2 separate regions of the Homo sapiens genome follow, and region 1 is linked to region 2. Evidence: chromatin loops called from intact Hi-C (ENCODE). Cell type or tissue: heart left ventricle. All regions are shown on one strand. Each heading gives the region's core, and the rest is flanking DNA. Links, peaks and the distances in the headings are about the cores only.

Evidence for each region. Peaks named below come from ENCODE experiments on the same cell type or tissue, not always from the same donor. Only the 100,000 strongest peaks of a DNase experiment are listed, where the experiment ranks them.
Region 1: it touches region 2 in a loop (3-fold over the local background); 11 of 110 quality-filtered maps call a loop at or near these places.

The regions. Positions count from the first base shown.
Region 1 is chr14:99,807,107-99,811,505 of GRCh38, forward strand. The region is part of intron 1 of EML1 (EMAP like 1); the gene reads left to right. Among named protein-coding and RNA genes, the nearest start is that of EML1, 16 kb to the left of the region's middle. In heart left ventricle, for the core only: no CTCF peak of the experiment used is centred there; DNase peaks (open chromatin) are centred at 2,425 and 2,995; H3K27ac peaks cover 1,588 bases.
Region 2 is chr14:99,883,199-99,887,597 of GRCh38, forward strand. The region is part of intron 4 of EML1 (EMAP like 1); the gene reads left to right. Among named protein-coding and RNA genes, the nearest start is that of EML1, 92 kb to the left of the region's middle. RefSeq lists an enhancer at 456-993. In heart left ventricle, for the core only: a CTCF peak has its summit at 2,351; no DNase peak of the experiment used is centred there.

The DNA.
Region 1 (4,399 bases), core at 134-4,133, 76 kb before region 2:
AAAGAGACAAGCAGGCACAGGCTGCACACGTGCAGACGAATAATGAACTCTTGAGAATTAGCACAAAAGATTACGTGCATTCTTTCGTGATCCTCTGTAATCTACCACCAAATTACTTTCCCAGAGTTGGAGTGCATAGGCTTTGGAGACAGACACATCTGGGTTGCAGCCTTGATTCTGCTGTTCAATGAAATGACTGTGTGAACTTGGATAATTACTTATTCTTTCCTGGCCTCAGTTTCCTCAGCTCTAACAAGGAGAGCTGGCTGCAAGGCGATTCTAGAGAGTCCTGGCAGGAAGCAATGGTGCCCTCAATGGCCAATTTAAGGCGATTGTGACAAAGTCACTGTTGTGAAGGTTGGTGCAAGGTATAGGGAGACCACAAGGGCTGGGGTAGTGGCCAGGACTGGTACAGCAGGCACAGTCCCACCCTAGGCCTGAAGGGGCAGAGGGGCAGTTACCAGACCTGGGTTCAGAGAGGGCTGGGTGGACAGAGCCGCCAGACAGGAGCTGTGACAGCAACCCTACCCCAGGAAGAAACCCTGACCTCACTCCCCTCCCTCCTTCCCCTCCACTGCTCCTACCCAAGGGGAAGCCTGTTGATGCAGCCCACGCAGGGGAGAGAGGGTGGAGACGGGGTCTGCAGGGCAGGCTTGAGAGCTCCAGCACAGCGTTGTCTAGAATCAAGATGCTAGGACTTAGTAGTAAGTGTCACCTTAGTGTTGTCTTGATGGTTACAGCTGGGTTGACTTATCCTCATTCCTGATGCCTAGTAGGTATCTCATAAATGTTAGATTTGTGGTCTTACCACACCCCTCTGCTTACTGTGTGCCAAGAGTTTCCAGGACTCTGTGGTCATGCTTTATCAGTCACGAGCCCCTCCTTTTTCCGTATTTAAATACTGTTCATGCCTTAAGACCCGGCCTACAGACTATCCCTGGGGTGAAGTCTTCCCTCATCTGTCCCGGATTACTTGGTCTTTCCTCTGCGTTTCTGAATTATGATACATACCCCTCTGATCACTGCTGGTTTCCCTCTGCCCTGCACCGTGGTCAGCTGTGAGGGCCTTTGTTGCCACCATCAGCTAGTGAGTTCCTTGAGGGCAGGGGCGCTGTGTTGTCTTTTTCTTTCGTTTGCTTCTTTCCCCTGCTCTGCACAGTGCCTCGCAGGGAGTTTGTCTCCAGTACATTCTTGTTGAATGAAAAATCAGATGCTGAAATTATGCAAAGAGCTGTGTTATCTTTAAATTATTATAAGAGACAAGGAGAGAACTTCTGGATCCTGAGAAGCTTTTCAGTAATACCAGAAACATTTCTTCATTGTGTACGGTAATAAAATAACACACAGTCATAGGTGGCAAAGCCTCCTAATTACTGTAGGTTGGAGTCAGAGTGTAAGAACTTCCAGCATTCATGGATCACATATATTATATACGTATTTAGTGAAAAACAATATATATTATTTAATTTTGTTTATTTTTCTATTTTTGTTCAAAATGGTCTCTAAATGCAGGCCAACCACGGTGTGTATTTAACTCCCCAAACAGGAATCTATTCCAGTCTTGGAGGGATTTGCTGAGAGATGATACAGTTTACACAAAACCACGTATGCTCCACACTGTGGACTATCTGGGGAATTTTTCAAGAGTAATTTCAACACACTCTATTTTCCATCCAATTCACTGCCCTTAGAACATAACCCCAATATAAAATGATCTCCTTTCTAATATTTTACAGTTTTTAAAGCACCTTCAGATCTGTTTCTCACTTAATTCTCACAACCAAACTCTAAGGTAAGTAAAATACTACTTTATCATATTTATCTTACATGTAATCAGGGAAGCTGATGGGTGCTGAGTAACTTAGCCAAGGCCAAATAGTTCAGTGAGGACCACATCTCGATCCTAGGTCTCCCGAAAAAAACCCCAGGTTTCTTTGAACTATACCAAGTGGCTTTCTATTTGTTGTCTTCATGTTAGCATCCGTGTTGACCTGGTAATCTATACCTTTATAAAAAGAGAAAATACGCTATAGATAATTGAATTTTTGCAAATTTTGTTATTTTTTTCCCTGCACCTTGAAAATTGTTATGCCCTGCTTTAAGAAACCCCGACATTCTGTAACATTTTCTGAACATTTTCAATTCCCCTATCTGCTTAAATATCATATTTATCAAACTTTGACCTTGTTCTTCAGGCCACATTGTAGGTAAAGTGGCTTGTTTTTTATTTTATTTATTTATTTATTTAATTCCTCTTCTCCCTCAAAGCACAATCTGCTGTATGTTAAAGGGGCGGGGAAGCTGCTGACTTTGCAGTAGCGCATACTTACTCACGCAATTTTCCATTCTGGCTGAAGTAAGGGATGAGACAGCATGCCCAGAAGCTGTGTCCAGCACTTGGACAGGCGCCCTGGTCGGCACCCTGGGAACCTCGGCCGTGCACTGCCAGCTTTCTGGGTCCATCCCAGCCCTGGGTGTATGGCAGATGCCTTGAGATTTAACAGCCCTTGAGTCAGGCCTGCAACGTCTTATCTGCGATTTCAACATCCAGAAAGCTGTGAAACCCAGATGTTTTTTGGTAACTTGTTTGCTAGTTGGATTTGGCCTGATCTGAAATCATTTGATGGGTGGGGAGAACTCCTCTGAATTGAAACATGTGGCTTTTAATCGTTTGTGTTCATTTCTTTTAGTGTGAAAGTTCTGCTTTTCTGTAGAGGTATTTTTGAATGTGACTATGGGTCTTGTCCTAGGCCCTTCTGGGATATTGGCTAATGTATGGTGTATGCCCTGGACTTCCGTTTTAAAGTCTGAATCTGAGTTCAAAAACATTTCAGGCCCCAGGGATTTGAGGAAGGGTTTCCAGACCAGTATAACCAGACAGCCGAGCCGGCCCTGTACCGCGTCTGGTTCCTGGGTGGTTCCTGCTGCAATGCGGCCCAGTCAGGGCACTGCTGCTGACTTGTATCTGCGGACACTCCCCAGTGTTTGAGTGATGTTTACGTGGAAGCCTGGCGTGTAGGAAGCTGGCGCCCCTGGGGGAACTGCAAGGCCATTTTACAGCATTCACCTGTCACCGTGTCCTTCAGAACCAGCCAGATGCTACAGAGCCAGGCTGTACCAGAGTCCAGGCCCATGAAAACAAAGTTCAGGGAGACTCTGTTGACTTTGCTAAATTCATGGGTTCCTTCCTTCCTTCATTTCTTTGTTCAACAGGAATTTATGTATCTGCCATAAGAAGACCTGTGCTTGGCTTGTGAAAAGTAGCAGTGACACTTCACATGAGTGTAACATCTGCGGTTTATGGTTTTGTTGCAGTGTTTCATTTCGTCCTCGCAACCATTCAGTGGACCAGCTGGTGTTGGCCCTTTTCATAGATGAGGAAACTGAGGGCTAAATAGCTTCTCCACATCTGCAGATTCCAATCCTCGTGGCTTTTCCTGTTCTGCGGCTTTCATAGGCCCTCTGCATTATTTGTTAAGACTCAGCTATTTTCTAACCCCAACCCACTTGAAGCAGTGGCTTTTTCAGATACCCGGGACAAATCACGTGACCTTGTGGCTCAGTTTTCTATGCCATAAAGTGGGATTCCTTCCTAATCCTTGCAACTCTTAAGTGAAATAATCTATGTGACTGCTTTGTGAATTGTGAAACTCAATCTGGTGACTATAGTTAATAATAACATATTACATGTTTCAAAATTGCTAAAGGAGTGGATCTTAAATGTTCTCAGCACAAAAAAATGATACATATGTGATGTGATGGGTATGTTAATTAGCTTGATGTAATCATCCACATACATATACATGTATCAAAGCATTGCATTGTACCCCCTAAATATATACAATTATTGTCAGTTAAAGAAAAAACTCTGATCACATGGTAAAGTATTTCTGATTCTTCTTCCTCTTTTCCTACATCCAGATATGTCTGTCTGGGATCCCATATGGTGGTTCTCCCCGTCTCTTATGATGTTCACCTCATACACGGTTGACCCTTGAACAACGCAGGGGTTAGGGGGTGCTGAGCCCTAGCACAGTTAAAAATTCATGTATAATAGGGGTTTTTTTTTTGTTTTTTTGGGTTTTTGTTTTTTGAAACAGGGTCTCGCTCTATCACCCAGGCTAGAGTGCAGTGGTTGATCACAGCTCACTGCAGCCTTGACTCACTGGGCTCAAGTGATCCACCCACGTCGGCCTCCCAAAGTTCTGGGATTACAGGTTCGAGCCACTGTGCCTTGTGTTGAGTGTAACATTTGACTCCTCAAAGTCTTAACTACTAACAGCTTACTATTGACCGGAACCTTACCAATAATACAAGCAGTCGATTAACACATATTTTGTATGTTATATGTATTGTATACTGTATTCTTACAATACAGTGAGCTAGGGAAAGGAAAATG
Region 2 (4,399 bases), core at 102-4,101:
TTTTTGAGGCCATTTATTTATTATACAAGTAACTTGTTTTAGAAAATCTAGGCCGGGCGTGGTGGCCCACTCCTGTAATCCTAGCACTTCAGCAGGCCGAAGCGGGTGGATCACTTGAGCCCAGGAATTCAAGACCAGCCTGGACAACATGGCAAGACCCCATCTCTACAAAAAATACAAAAATTAGCTGAGCGTGTTGGCACATACCTGTAGTCCCACCTACTTGAGAGGCTGATGTGGGAGGATTGCTCGAGCCTGGGAGGCTGAGACTACAGTGAGCTGCGATCATACCACTGTACTCCGGACTGAGCAATGGGAATGAGACCCTTCCTCAAAAAAAAAAAAAAAAAAATCTAGATGCACTAAAAAGAAGAAACAACAATCACCTGCAGTCTCACCACTCAGCGAACTCACAGCCAACAGTCATTACATTTCCACGTGGACTTTTATTTGCAGGGTGCTGTATGAGTGTAGTGTATAATTTTGACATAAATGCCATTCTTGTGCATATTTTGTGATCCCTTCTTCATTTGCTAAATGAGCATGTCTTTGTGTGAATAAATGCACTCTTGCAATGTTATTTTAGATGTGGTTCATCATGTTTCCAGCCCGAAGTACTTCAGTTGGACGTTTAAGTACCAAACAAGTTTCACTAATCCACTCAGACCAGGCCACCATCTAGAACAATGCCCAGCACACAGTAGGTGCTCAACAAGCATTAGTCGAATGAATCTTTTTGCCCTGATCACTATAACAAAAGAAGGTTAAAATGATGGGCCTTTATTGCCACAGCCAAGTGTTAATCCCAGCTCTGCTGCTTTGCTTTGTCATTGTGAACAAGTGACTTAATCTCTTTGGGGTTTTCCTCAGTAGCAGTAAAAGTGGTACCTGCCTCACAGGGTGCCTAAGATCCCATGCATAGGAGCCTCAGTGCAGAGCTGGTCTGCGGTCGGCTCGCCACAGTGGCAGCTGTGAGTGTCATGTCTGCATCCCAGACTGTTGGAGTTGAGGCCTGCACACTTGTGTCCCTCCCACTCCCCTGCTTGCAGGGCTTTTTTTCTTGGGGATGTCTTGGAATTCCCCAGCGCCTGTTTCTGTCTTTATCCCAGCCTGAAAAGCGAGGAATCAGAAATTCTGAAAATTGTTCTCACCTTGCTCTTTCAGTTTCACTGCTGTGCTGGACTTATGGAGCACCTGCTGTGTACAGAACGTAGTCCAAGGCATGGCAGGGAGTGGGAAGGAGCAGCACAGAAAGACTCATTCTCCTAACAAATGTCAGTGGCACAATGCCTGCAGGGCTGCTTTGCTTAATTCCCAAAGGACTCACAAATGGGAGAACAAGATAATCCACGGAATAGAAAAATGGTAAAGGGTCTGCACAGGCGCTCACTGAGAAGGAAATACCAGTGGCCCTTAACTCATGAATAGGCAATCAAGCCCAGACCTAATTAAAGACATGCCGATCTAAGTAAGAAGATAACATATTTAGAAAATTCTTTTTACTTTACTATAAAATAAAGCACAGATGCAGAAAACCACACAAGCAAATTCGTAGCTTAATGAATTGTTCTAAGGCAAACACCTTCTAGCACCTAGGAGGAGGAGGGGTTTTCCCCTCTCCCAAGTGACAGGTGGATGTATCTGGAACTGGGGGTGGGGGCAGGGAAGGTGACTGTTTTTGATGAACTCCAGCTCATCCTTCGAGACCCAACTCAGGATCCCCTTTTTCTGGGAGCCTCCCCTGGCTCTCTAGTCTGAGAGCAGTGCTTTTCAGATGGTGTCGTAACTGCCTGTTAACTTTATCTGTGACTCTGTAGCTCTCCTCCCTTCACCATGCTGCACACACCGCTTGCCCTCCCTTAGGCTCTGGAGGCCCAGGCCGTGCCATTCTTATTCTTTGTATCTCTAGTACTTTACACAGCACTTGGTGAACATGAGTGCTCAATAACTATTTGTTGAATGGATGGAAGGATATTGTATACGATCAGGCATCACTTAATGACAGGCACATTCTGAGAAATGCATTGTTAGGTGTTTTCTCATTGTGTGAACATCATGGAGTGTGTGTTTACAGAAACCTTCATGGTCCAGCCTGATGGTCTAGCCTGCTGCTCCTGGGCTACAGACCTGTACAGCACATGACTATAGGGAATACTGCAGGCAGTGGTAACACAGTGTTAAATATTGGTGTATCTAAACATAGAAAAGATACCATAAAAATACAGTATTATAATTTTGTGGGACCACAGACATCTATGTGGTCCATCATTGACAGAAACACCCGTGTCTAGCCCATGACTGCATTTCATTTGAAAGCCACAGCCATTCAAGAACTATGTAAACAGCACCACCTATGGGTAGACAATTTTAACACCACATTTTACACTGGAAGATGAGACTTACGCATTTTTTACTGAAAAAAATGTTTCACTCTTCAAGCCATGGGGTCATTTATGTTTTAATAAATTTCAAAATGATAAGTGCTAATATTCTTCATATTGTTTTAGTTTTGAGACTGTTAGCTGAGGAGTCTGGAAATACAAAGGTTTTTGCAGTGAAAGGAGGAGGAAGAGGGAAGCCATATTAATTAATAACATGTTGGACGCATTGTAACATATCTTATTTAATCGTGCCAATAACCTGTTCCTCACAGTGGTTGTATTCCCATTTTTAGATTAAGGAGGTTAAGCTGGTGGAGGTGAAGCCCCTCACCCAAGCCCTAGAACACGGATCCAGCTGGCCTCAAAATCTGTGCTCCTTCCACCATGTTAAGCTGGGAAGTATTGGTTGGAAATGTCTATGAAGCAGTCGCTTTTGTCCCAAATAAAGTCTCCAGCAACTTCTAAACATTTTGAATAGATGGTTCTTAAATGACCCTATTTCTAATAAAAAGCTGCTTAAGGACAATTTTTGTAGAGTCATTATTTCCATGGTGGAGTATTCTGACTTCCAGCAGGAACTTTATTTCATCACGTGAAGTCATTTTTAAAAGCAGTCATGTGGCTGAGCCCAGTGGCTCACACCTGGAATCCCAGCACTTTGGGAGGCCAAGACAGGCAGATCATTTGAGGCCAGGAGTTTGACACCAGCCTGGACAACATGGCGGAACCCTGTCTCTACAAAAAATCTAAACATTAGCCGAGTTTGGTGGCATATGCCTGTAGTCCCAGATACTTGGGAGGCTGAGGTGAGAGGATGGCTTGAGCCAGGAGGTGGAGGTTGCCGTGAGCCGAGATCACACCACTGCACTTCAGCCTGCGCGACAGAGCCAGACCCTGTCTCAAACAAAAAGAAGTCATGTTATTCCAAGAGCCAAAGTTGTTCTGGATTAATAAATTGTAGGGAAATCACATGTTTAACTTTGGAATGGACTCCTCCTCTATCAAGCCTTATTAATCACTTTCAAAAGCAAGTATCTCTGCTCAAACAGCACGTGGCTCCTATTAGTTCCACTCTGATCCTAGTTGCCCAGGACTTCTTACACATGTCACCACGTGTCGAAGACCTGCAAGATCTGGCCCCAGAGCCCCCTTTCAGGAACATGGGGTTAGGTTAGTTAATGTAGATGAAAGAGATAAGAGCAGATCCCCGCTCTGAGGCACAGTGAATATCTGTTGAGTTGCAGCCTGGACACGTCGTCCACTGGACTCTCCTCCTTATAAATGCCAGTCTATGGTGCAGCAAATAGGAGCTTTATCAGATGAGTAAAAACCAACCACTCTTAGACCATCCCTGTGCCCAAAGTCCACAGTGAACACATTCAGGGATTTGGACTTAGACATACGTGTTCACAGCTGCCTCTGCGGTGTTGACCGCACTGGTGTCTGTTGGTGTGAGCCTCCCAGCTCAGACTGCACTGCTGTCTGTTGGTTGACTGCACTGCTGTCTGTTGGTGTGAGTTTTTCCTTGGGGCAGATGTCTAGTGTTCTCCTGCCATCTCCCCATACAGCTGCTGGTCTGGTGAAGATTCAAATGTACCTCATCCTCCGTTGAGTCTCCACGACTGCTTATATCTTATATCAGCTCTCGAACCATTCAGCTCAAGGGAGCATACAGCCGAGCTCTTTCAGCAAATCTCCTTCTTATAAGCAATAAGAACTGTGCTGGAGTTCGTCTTGGAGATATTGGCCACAACTTAACACCAGAATAGCCAAGCGCTGAGAGTTTGTTCACCGGGGGGGCAAATCCTTTCTCTCCTCCAGGCTTAGTTCTGTCATGGGCTTCAGGGGCAGGTGCAGGACATCTTGATTGACTCCACACTGGGCAAGGGATGAATGGAGCCTCATTCTGCAGCTGGTGCTCCTTCACCCTTCCTAGGACAGGACTGGGCATTCTCCCCCGCACCCCGCCACCGCCATGGAGCCACACCCCAGCTGCTGAGGGGATGTTAAGTCACCCA